Regions from separate parts of the Homo sapiens genome. Here region 1 is linked to region 2. Evidence: read pairs that join two places in POLR2A ChIA-PET (ENCODE). Cell type or tissue: CD4-positive, alpha-beta T cell. All regions are shown on one strand. Each heading gives the region's core, and the rest is flanking DNA. Links, peaks and the distances in the headings are about the cores only. Region 1 has its middle 29 kb from the start of HK1. Region 2 has its middle 6.2 kb from the start of FAM241B.

Region 1 (5,163 bases), core at 164-5,163, 330 kb after region 2:
AATAGCATCCCATAGACAGTCTGAGCTTCCAGAACAATCCAGGCAGGTTTTCCACATGCCCAAAGCCAAAACTGCCTAGGCCTTACACTGACACCCCCATGATAGCCAACTCCCTGCTGAAATGGCTCTAATGAAGGCTTGCAGATACTTCCAAGCCTACATGAGAATTAATAGTAAGGCAACAGGGAAAAATACTCTCTGGGGCTTGGAATTGTCAGGAAACCTATGAGAAAGAAACCAAATGGACCATGCAATTTTTGGCCCTTCCTTACACTAACAGTGGAAATTTCAATATCCCGAGCATGAGTTTCTAAGCTTGGAACAACTCAAAATATATCTATCCTTAGGAAGATAGGGTTGGAGTCACACACCTCACTTTCAGCCTTGAGCTTGATGGTGGGTAGAAAGAGCACAGTCCTGGAGTGAGAGAGTCCTGAGTTTATGTCCTGGATCTGCCAGGACCAGCTGTACAAGCTTGGCAAAGGAATTTAACCTCTCTAAGCCTCAGTTTCCCCATCTGTAAAGTGGGAATGACACCTTCTTCACTGGGCCTTTGGGAGTGGTGGGCATAGAGGATTTGCTTGGTAAATGGCAGCAGCTACAATAAAGATCATGGATTGACAGAGGCTCCAGGCAATAAGAACTACAACTGCTCTGGGCTAATTGATGGGACCAAATCAACGTCCAGCTGCTGGATTTCCATCTGTGTCTGAGATCCCAGAACCTGTGCTCCTCTCCCTGGACCTCCAAGCACCAAAGAGGGCCTGTCGTCAGATTGACACTGAACTCTGGGTGCAGGAGTCCAAACCTGCTGACTGCCACATGGCGCCTGTGACACTGGCTGCTTTGTGCCACCTCTCCAAGGCTGGCCTGGCCTGCTTTAAATTCCTGGTGGCATTCTGCCTGGGACTGGCAAAGCCAGGCAGGGGCACAAGAAGGGGGCCATGAGAGGTGGCAATGACATCCCAAACAAGCTTCCAGGTTTAGAAGGGCTCCTTCTTTCCCAGAGCAGGCAAAACTTTTCTCACTCTGGTTGCGGGGTGAAGGAGGAGAAAAGGAAGAGGCCTAAGAGACCCAACGGCTAAGAGGAATTTTGATTTTCTGTATTTAGTGGCCTCCACTCCCCACTGACAACCACACAGGAGCCTTGGATTCCACAAAGGAGAATGAGGCTGAGAGCTTCCAGTTGGGCATTAGGAACAGGACAGAATTCAATCCTCTCAAAAGCCTGAGAGGGGCTGAGCACAGAGGTTCACGCCTGTAATCACAGCACTTTGAGAGGCTGAGGCGGGTGGATCACCTGAGGTCAGGAGTTCGAGACCAGCCTGGCCAACTTGGCGAAACCCCGTCTCTACTAAAAATACAAAAAATTAGCCAGGCGTGGTGGCGGGAGCCTGTAATCCCGGCTACTGGGGAGGCTGAGGCAGGAAAACTGCATGAACCTGGGAGGCAGAGGTTGTAGTGAGCCAAGATTGCACCATAGCATTCCAGCCTGGGCAATAAGAGTGAAATTCTGTTTCAAAAACAACAACAACAAACAAACAAACGAAAAACCCTGGGAGGCAGGAGGGATGCACCTGAGCTGGACTTTGCAAAGCCCTTCTCAAAGAAGCTGAAGAGGGCATTGTAAGCTACTCTTGTAGGACTGAGGGAAAGATAACCACCCCAGGCGTGCCCAAGACCCTCACCTCTTGCCTCGAGGTGGAAGCAACTCCTTGAGCTTGTATTGTCCACTTTCAGATACTAATCAGGAATTAATTTGCCACCCAAGGGCTGACCAGGGGAAAGTCTTCATAAAGCAAACAGGCCAGGCCACTGCAGTGATTTAAATGGGGCTCTGAGAGTGTTCTGGGCTCAGGGCACTCAGTTAGTATGAGCACTGTGTTTGTCTTTGAGATCAAGCCCACTGTGTCTCAATTTCCCAGATTGTTCTGTTGGTGGGGGGCGGGGTGGAACAGCTGTAGTCCTTGCTTCAGAGGGACCCACCTACAGCATAGATTAATTTGAAATGAGCCCGCTACTCAGAACATAATTTATCCTATAAACATTTTCCAGGGTTTATTTCAACATCCAGGGGGAGAATCAAAGCTCTTTAAGATGTAAGAACGGGCTTCTGGGCTGGGCACAGTGGCTCACACTGTAATCCCAACACTTTGGGAGGATGAGGTGGGAGGATCACTTGAAGCCAGGAGTTCAACACCAGCCTGGGAAGCATAGTAAGACCTTGTCTCTGTTAAAATTTAAAAAAAAAAAAAAAAAAAATTGGCCGGGTGCAGTAGCTCACGCCTATAATCCCAGCACTTCGGGAGGCTGAGGTGGGCGGATCATATGAAGCCAGGGTTTCGAGACCAGCCTGGGCAACATGACAAAACCCCATCTCTACAAAAAAATACAAAATTAGCCAGGCATGGTGGCGCACGCCTGTAATTTCAGCTACTAGGGAGGCTGAGGCACAAGAATCACTTTAACCCAGGAGGCAGAGGTTACAGTGAGCCGAGATCATGCCATTGCACTCCAGCCTGGGCAACAGAATGAGACTCTATCTCAAAAAAAAAAAAAAAAAAAAAAAAAAAATTTTTTTTTTTAATGGGCAGAAGCCCATTTTTACATGGCAATATAAAATTCAGCCAGAGGGGGCTTCTCTTAGAGAAGAAAAAGCCAAACTCCTATTTCCAGCACACACTGATGACTTCACAGCATAACTGTCTAAAAAGCAATTAACCAGGGGGATACAGAACGATCCTCTGGGCTTCCCTTGGTCAGAACACAAGTGGCCCCTGCTGCACCAAGACTTAGAGGCTGGGTCTGAGGGGGCTCCTGCCTTGCCTCATGACGCTTTCCTGCTGTGCTCTTGGTCAGAGTTTTCCCTCCTCTAAGATGGACCCCAACACACCCCTCTGCCAGGGAGAGCAGGTTGAGCAGGCTATGGTACATGTGAGCCCTCTGAGAAGCTAAAGAAACACCAGAGCGGCTTGTAATCCCAGCACTTTGGGAGGCCGAGGTGGGCGGATCACCTGAGGTCAGGAGTTTGAGACCAGCCTGACCAACATGGAGAAACCCCATCTCTACAAAAAAATACAAAATTAGCCAGGTGTGGTGGCCCATGCCTGTAATCCCAGCTACTGGGAGGCTGAGGCAGGAGAATCGCTTGAACCCGGGAGGCAGAGGTTATAGTGAGCCGAGATCGCGCCACTACACTCCAGCCTGGGCGATGGAACAAAAACGTCTCAAAAAAAGAAAGAAAGAAAGAAACACCAGAGCTTACCGATTCTCGCTGGCAGATCTGCCCCATTGTGGGGAGGGCACTTGCTGACCTCGGGTCCTTTCTTCTGCTTTTCTACTCTCAACAGCTGGGTCTTGAACGCCTAGAGAAAGGCCAAGTTCAAAGAAGGCAGGGTCAGAGGATTGTCGGTCTCATTTTTGTCCTCACCAATTAGGAAGCTAAACACCCTAATACTGAGAACCAAGACATAGTGCAGACACATTTCTAGAGTATTCGTAAACCCAGGTAAAATGTCATAAAGTTTCTCCTTTTGTTTGTTTGAGGCAGAGTATTGCTCTGTTGCCCAGACTAGAATGCAGTGGCGCCATCATAGCTCACTGCAGCTTCTGTTGCTCAGGCTGGTTTCGAACTCCTGGGCTCAAGCAAACCTCCCACTTCAGCCTCCTAAAGTGCTGGGTTACAGGCCTGAGCTACTGCACCCAGTCAAGGTTTCTGGCAGCCTGTCATTCTAGAAGAAATTCCCTGGAGCCTGGTCTGGAAGTGGTACCTCGTCACCAACTACAACCTTCTCTGCTTATGACTATGTCCAAAGAAAGAGTCATGCTTTGGAGAGGAAATCCAATAGAAGTGGAAATTAGCAAAGACATCTCCAAAAGGCCAAGTCAGAGTCTCAGTCCGTTGACCAGGTTGGAGTGCAGTGGTGCCATCGTAGCACACTGCAGCCTCAAACTTGAACTCTTGGACACAAGCAATCCTCCTGCCTCAGCCTGCTGAGTAGCTGCAACCACAGGCATGGGCCACCATGCCAGCCTAATTTTTAATTTTTTTTTTTTTTTTGTAGACACAGTGTCTTGCTATGTTGCCCAAGCTGGTCTTGAACCCCTGGTCTCAAGTGATTACCCTGCCTCAGCCTCCCAAAGTGCTGGGATTACAGGTGTAAGCCACTGCATTCAGTCTACTTACGACTTTTAAAATCTCACCCTATAACTTTTTAAGGCTATTCTTTATAATGTACACATTATTTATATGTGATTTTTTAAAAAATGAGCTATAACTCACATACCAAAAGACTCACCCTTTAAAGTGTATAATTCAGTGGTTTTCTGTATATTCATAAGGTTGTGCAACCATCATCACTAATTCCAGAAAATTTTCATCACTCTATAAGGAAACCCATACCCATTACCAGCCATTCTCATTCGATCCTTCCCCCAGCCCCTGGCAACCACTAATCTACTTTCTGTGTCTGTGAATTTGCCTTCTGGCCATTTCGCATAAGTGGACTTATAAAGATATATAATCTCAAAATAATTAAAATATATGTACTGAGGAATGTGTGATATGGTTAGGCTTTGTGTCCCAACCCACATCTCATTTTGAATTATAATCCCCATAGTCCCCATAATCCCCACATGTCAAGGGAGAGACCAGGTGGAAGGAGTTGGATCATGGGGGCGGTTCCCCCCCTGCTGTTCTTGTGATAGTGAGTGGGTTCTCATGAGATCTGATGGTTTTATAAGAGGCTCTTCCCCCTTCACCCTGCACCTCTCCTTCCTGCAGCCGTATGAAGAAGGTGCCTTGCTTCCCCTTTGCCTTCCCGCCATGATTACAAGTTTCCTGAGGCCTCTCTAGCCATGCTGAACTGTAAGTCAATTAAACCTCTTTCCTTTTTAAATTACCCAGTCTCGGGCATTTCTTTTTCTTTCTTTTCTTTTTTTTCAACTGAAATACTTGTGTGATGTTATTATGACATAATTGAGGGCCATTTCTTTATAGCAGTGCGAAAACAGACTAATACAATGTGTCTACAAAAATATTTTACTGATGGAGTGCATAACCAAAATGATATGGAGAGCCCTGGCTGAAAGCGTAAAGCCTTCTAGGATTTGTCCCTGGTTTCTCTATGAGCTTCCTCGACAGAGGCACTGATGGTTCCCCTA
Region 2 (5,503 bases), core at 1-5,000:
CCTACACCCTAGGATGCCACCCTTATTTGCGTCGTCAAAACTGCCTCACCAACTTCTTCGCCATATGCAGCTCATGGAAAGGTGAGACAGAAGAAATGAGGGCTAGTGATTTCTTTTAAAGAAAAGTATTGTAGGTGTAGCACATATTACTTCCCTCACATTCCATTGTGAAGAACGAGTCACATGGCTACAGGGCAGGCACTGATATCCCTGTGTCATTCCGGATATTGGTACTTGTGTCTTCTATCTTGTGTCTTTCACTTTTGCTAGAGGTTTATCAATCTTATTGACTGATCTTTTCAAAGAACCAGCGCTGCTTCACTGAGTCTTCTGTTTCTATTTTTCTGTTTTCAATTTCATTGATTTCTGCTCTTATCTTTATTATTTCCTTCCTTCTGTTTGCTTTGGGTTTATTTTGTTCTTCTGTTTCTAAGTTCTTGAGTCGGGAGTTTAGATTATTGATTTGAGATGTTTCAATGTAAACATTTAGTGCTATAAATTTCCCTGTTAGCACTTTTAGCTGTGCCCCACACATTTTGACGTGTATTTTCATTTTCATTTAGTTATATGTATTTTTAAATTTCTTTTGCTACTTCCCCTTTGGTCCATGGATTATGTTAAAGGATCATTTAGTCTACAAGTGTTGGAGATTTCCTGTTATCTTTCCATTATTGGTTCTAGTAATTACATTGTGGTCAGAGAACACACTCTGTATGAGTTCAATTCTTTTAAGTTTGTTGAGGTTTGTTCTAGGGCCCAGGATATGGTCTATCTTGATGAATGTTTCATAGAAGGTTGAAAAGAATATCCATTCTGCTGGTTTTGGATGGAATGTTCCATAAATCTTTCTTTTTCTTTACTTTTCTTTTCTTTTTTTTTTTTTTGTGACAGGTTCTGGCTCTGTCATCAAGGCTGGAGTGCAGTGGCGTAATCACAGCTCTCTGCAGCCTTGACCTCCTGCCTTAGCTTCCCAAGTAGCTGGGACTACAGGTATGTGCCCAGCTAATTTTTAAAATTTTTTATATAGATGGGTTCTTGCTATGTTGCACAGGCTGGTCTTGAACTCCTGGGCTCAAGCAATCCTCTTGCCTCAGCCTCCCAAAGTGCTGGGATCACAAGTGTGAGTTGCCATGCCCAGCCTATGAATGTTGTTTACATGCTGTTGTTTGATGGTGTTGTATATTTTTTATGATTTTCTGACTAATTGTTCTATCAACTGTTGAAAGAGACATATTGATATCTCTAACAATAATTATACATTTGTCTATTTCTCCTGCCAGTTTTTGCGTCACATGTTTTGCAGCTCTGTTGTTTGGTACGTACACATTTAGTTTTGATATGTCTTCTTGGTGGATTGATTGTTTCATCATACATAATGTCTCTTTCCATCTCTGGTAATTTTTCTTGCTCTGAAGTCCTGCTTTTCTTTAATTCATGTTTGCATAATATACCTTTTTCCATCATTTTACTTTCAACTTGCCTAAATTGTTATATTTGAAGAGAATTTCTTATACACAGAATATAGGTGGATCATGTTTTTAATCCACTCTGCCAGACTGCCTTTTATTTGGATTATTTAGACCATTACATTTAATGTAATTAGTGACACATTAGGGCTTAAATTGCCAATTTATTTTTTGTTTCTGTTTGTTCTGTTTGTCATTTCTCTGTTTTTGTTTTTGTTTTTTTTCATTCCTGTAATCCTGTGGGTTACTTGAACACTTTTTAAAATTCCATTTTGATTTATCGATAGTATTTTATTATGTATATCTCTTTGTATAGCTTATTTAGTAGTTACTCTGGATATAATATATGTACAACTTATCACAGTCCACTGGGGTCAACATTTTATTCATTTGGGTGAAATGTAAGAACCTGCTTCCCTTTATGTTCCTTTACTCGCCCCGTTATACTGTAATTGACTGAAAGATTCTCTCTACATGTGTTTTGAGCCACATCAGTGTTATAATTTTTGCTTTAACAGACAAATATAATTTATAAAATTCAAAAGTAAAAGGAAAGTTTATTGTACTTCCTCATATTTTTGCTTACCATGTTATTTTTTTCTTTCCTACTATTCTAAGTTTCTTTCTTATATTGTTTCCTTTCTATTTGGAGAACTTCCTCTAGCCTTTTTGTTTTAGGGTAGGTCTGGTAACAAATTACTTTCGTTTTCTTTCATCTGTGATTGTCTTGATATACTCTGCATTCACGAAGAATATTTTCACTAGAGAGAGAGTTCTAGTGTTGACTAGATATTTTCACTAGTGTTGACAGTTCTTTCTTTCAACACCTGAAAAATATTGTACCATTTCCCTCTAGCCTCCATGGTATCTAATGAAAAATCTGCTGTTATTTGAATTGTTTTCCCCTAAGGATAAGGTGTCATTTTTTCCCTTGGCTGCTTTCAAGGTATTTTCTTTGTCTTTGATTTTTCAGAAGTTTAATTATGATGTGTTTCAGATGGATTTCCTTGGAATTTTCCTATTTGGGATTCACTCTGTTCTTGAATCAGTAGATTTATATCTGTTGCCAAATTTGGAAAGTTTTTAGCCATTATTTATTTGACTACTTTTTAGCCTCACTCTCCTCCTCTCCTTCTGTGTCTTCAGTGACACAAATGTTAAATCTTTTGTTGTAGTCCTACAGGTCCCTGAGGCTCTGGGTTTTCCTGTTTGTTTGTTTGGTTTTAGTCTATTTTCTGCCTATTTGTTCAGACTGGGCAATTTGTATTGTTCTATTAAATATCTTCCAGCTCACTGATTCCATTCTGCTGTTGAGCCCATCTGCTCAGCCTTTTATTTGAATTATTATACTTTTCCATTTCTCCTTTCCATTAGTTCTTTTTTATGTCTTCTACTCTATTGTTGAGGCTTTCTATTTTGTCACTACTTCAAGCGTGTTCATAATTGCCCAATAAAACATTTATATTTTGGTTGCTTTAAAATCTTTGTCAGATAATTCTAACACCTCTGTCTTTCAGTGTTGCCATCTACTAATGTCTTTTTCATTCAATTTGATGCCTTCCTAGTTCTTAGTTTTGACAAGTGATTTTCTAATAAAATCTGGATTTTTTGCATTATATTATGAGACTCTGGCTCTTATTAAACTTTCTGTTTTAGCTAGCTTTTTCTGTCAGTGCTCCATCAGGGAAAGGAGAGGCACTGCATCATTCATGATCTGTGGAGGTAGAAGCCAAGGTTTCCCACTCAGCCTCATAGACACCCAAGTTATGGGGAGGGAGTGCTCCTCATTACTGCTAAGGGGTATGGGGTTTCCTATTCCCCAGATTGTCTCCACTGACATCATGGTGGGGGAGAGATACATTACCAGATAAGGAAGACTAAGGTACTGACTTCCTATTCAGCCTCTAACACCATTCCAGCAGGGGTTCTGGATGGCTTGTTATGGCCTTAAAAAGGTGTAAGTCTAGGCTTGCCACTTGGTCTTTGCAGGTGTGAGTTTTTCCTGTGGTGTTTGGCTAAAGTAAAGCAGCTATTGGCTAAAAACTTTTAGTCTTTCTAGGTACCTTTCCTAGTACTTTGGCTAGAAAGAGGTGGCTTTTAGGGGGCTTTTGTTATCTATACACTTGGCTGCTTCCAGGTTGCTAGCTTCTTCAGCTGCTAATCCGGGACATATGAGCCAGAAGGCAAACTCACGGAATTCACCCCGTGTTGTGTCTTTCTTCAGATTCCAAAGCCCCCAAACTGCCTGCCTTCTTCTGTCCATCTTTCAAAGTCTTCTTATGTTTGTTTTACACCTAACGTTCAGAGTTTTTAGTTGTACTGAGGAGGAATATAAAAAAGTATATTTTCTCCATCTTCCTGGAAGCAGACATTCAATCTTAAGGTTATAGAAATTAAGAGATTAAGACACTATGACCTAGGTACAGGAATAACAAAATGACCAATCAGTAGATAGAGTCTAGAAACAAACCCATAAACTGGGATTTATGGCAAAGTGGAAGTGCAGAACATAGGAAAAGGAATCTTTTAAATAAATGGTGCTGTGATAATTGGGTATTCCTGTAAGAAAAAAAATGAAATTGGACCCCTACCTAATATATTTGTACATATACCAAAAATAAATTCTTGTATCATTGACCTAAATATGAAAGGCAAAACACAAAGGATTTAGAATATAAATCATATGTATAAATATAAATATAGATATTCTAGACCTCAGAGTAGGAGAAATTTTCTGAACACATTATAAGAAATGCCAACCATAAAGAAAATGATTGATAAATTTTATTACATTAAATTTACATTAAGAACTCATTGATCAAGACTTTTTTTAAGTAAAAAGGCAGCTCCGTGCCCAAGAAAAGGTTTTTTGCAATACATAGAGCCACAAATGATTCATATCCAGAATATACAGAGAGCCTCTAAAATGAATAAGAAAATAGACAATCCGTAAAAAAGTGGGCAAAAGATTTGATCAGGTACATTACAAAAGAAAGAAACCCAAATGGCCAATAAAGTTTTGAAAAAGTGCCCAGCATCATTAACAATCAGAGAAATACAAATTAAAACCTTCACAAGATACTTCCACACATTCATCAGATAGATAGAATAGATAGACTCTAATTACCAAGTCTGACAACACCAAGTATTGGTGCTGAGTTACAGCAATGAGAGTTTCCATACGCTGCCAGTGGATGTGTAAGTTGGTACAACCACTTTGAAAAACCATTTGGAATTGCCTAGGAAGGGGGAATATTTGCATTCTTCATGACCCAGGACACAAAAGTGAATGGTCATGTGCACCATGTCATATATACAAGCATTTTTCATAATAGAAGCTGGAAAACAATTCAAATGTCTGTCAGAGTAAAATCGATAAATTATAGTATACAATATAATACTATAGAGTAGTAAAGGCTATGAACACCAACTATATGCAATACTATAGTTGAATAGAAAAATATTATATTGAACAAAAGAAGCCAAAAGCAAAATAAATTTTACTGCATGGTTTCATTTATATAAAGATCAAAGGAGAGTAAAATTGAATTATATTGTCTAAGGATGCATACTGGGGTGCTAAAAGTACAAAGAAATGCAATGAAATTATTACTGAAAATGTAATGGTTAGCTCTAGGGTACAGGAGAAGCTGTGCCCAGAAAAAGGCTTGCACACGATGGGCAGGGAGACTGAGGTGCTGGCGGTGCTCAATTTCCTGACCTGGCTAGTGGTTTCACAGACTTTCACTTTATAATAATTTGTGGAACTGCACAGAGAATTCAGAGGAACAGAACTGAGGAAGGAGTCAGTTTATCTGGTGGTGGTCAAATGGGTCTGTTCTTCCATTAGAAGCAGCCTAGGCAGGTATTAAGTGTATGGCCTCTGAGGCCAGTTCGCTTGGATTCAAATCCTCTACTTGCTGTGTGATCTTGTGCAGTTTGCTTAATCTCTCTGTCCCTTGATGGTCTCATGTGCAAAATAGGGATGATAATACCTAATGTGAGGATTAATAGGTCTTAGGCATCCAGTACACAGT

The links. ChIA-PET counts read pairs that join two places held together with the same protein. Peaks named below come from ENCODE experiments on the same cell type or tissue, not always from the same donor. Only the 100,000 strongest peaks of a DNase experiment are listed, where the experiment ranks them.
Region 1: POLR2A ChIA-PET joins it to region 2 with 5 read pairs; 2 of 35 experiments call an interaction of 5 or more read pairs at or near these places.

What each region holds. Positions count from the first base shown.
Region 1 is chr10:69,286,873-69,292,035 of GRCh38, reverse strand. It overlaps a transcript of HK1 not described here. Among named protein-coding and RNA genes, the nearest start is that of HK1, 29 kb to the left of the region's middle. RefSeq lists an enhancer at 359-859. In CD4-positive, alpha-beta T cell, for the core only: no CTCF peak of the experiment used is centred there; no DNase peak of the experiment used is centred there; H3K27me3 peaks cover 192 bases.
Region 2 is chr10:69,621,280-69,626,782 of GRCh38, reverse strand. No RefSeq gene overlaps it. Among named protein-coding and RNA genes, the nearest start is that of FAM241B, 6.2 kb to the left of the region's middle. In CD4-positive, alpha-beta T cell, for the core only: no CTCF peak of the experiment used is centred there; a DNase peak (open chromatin) is centred at 2,192; H3K27ac peaks cover 276 bases.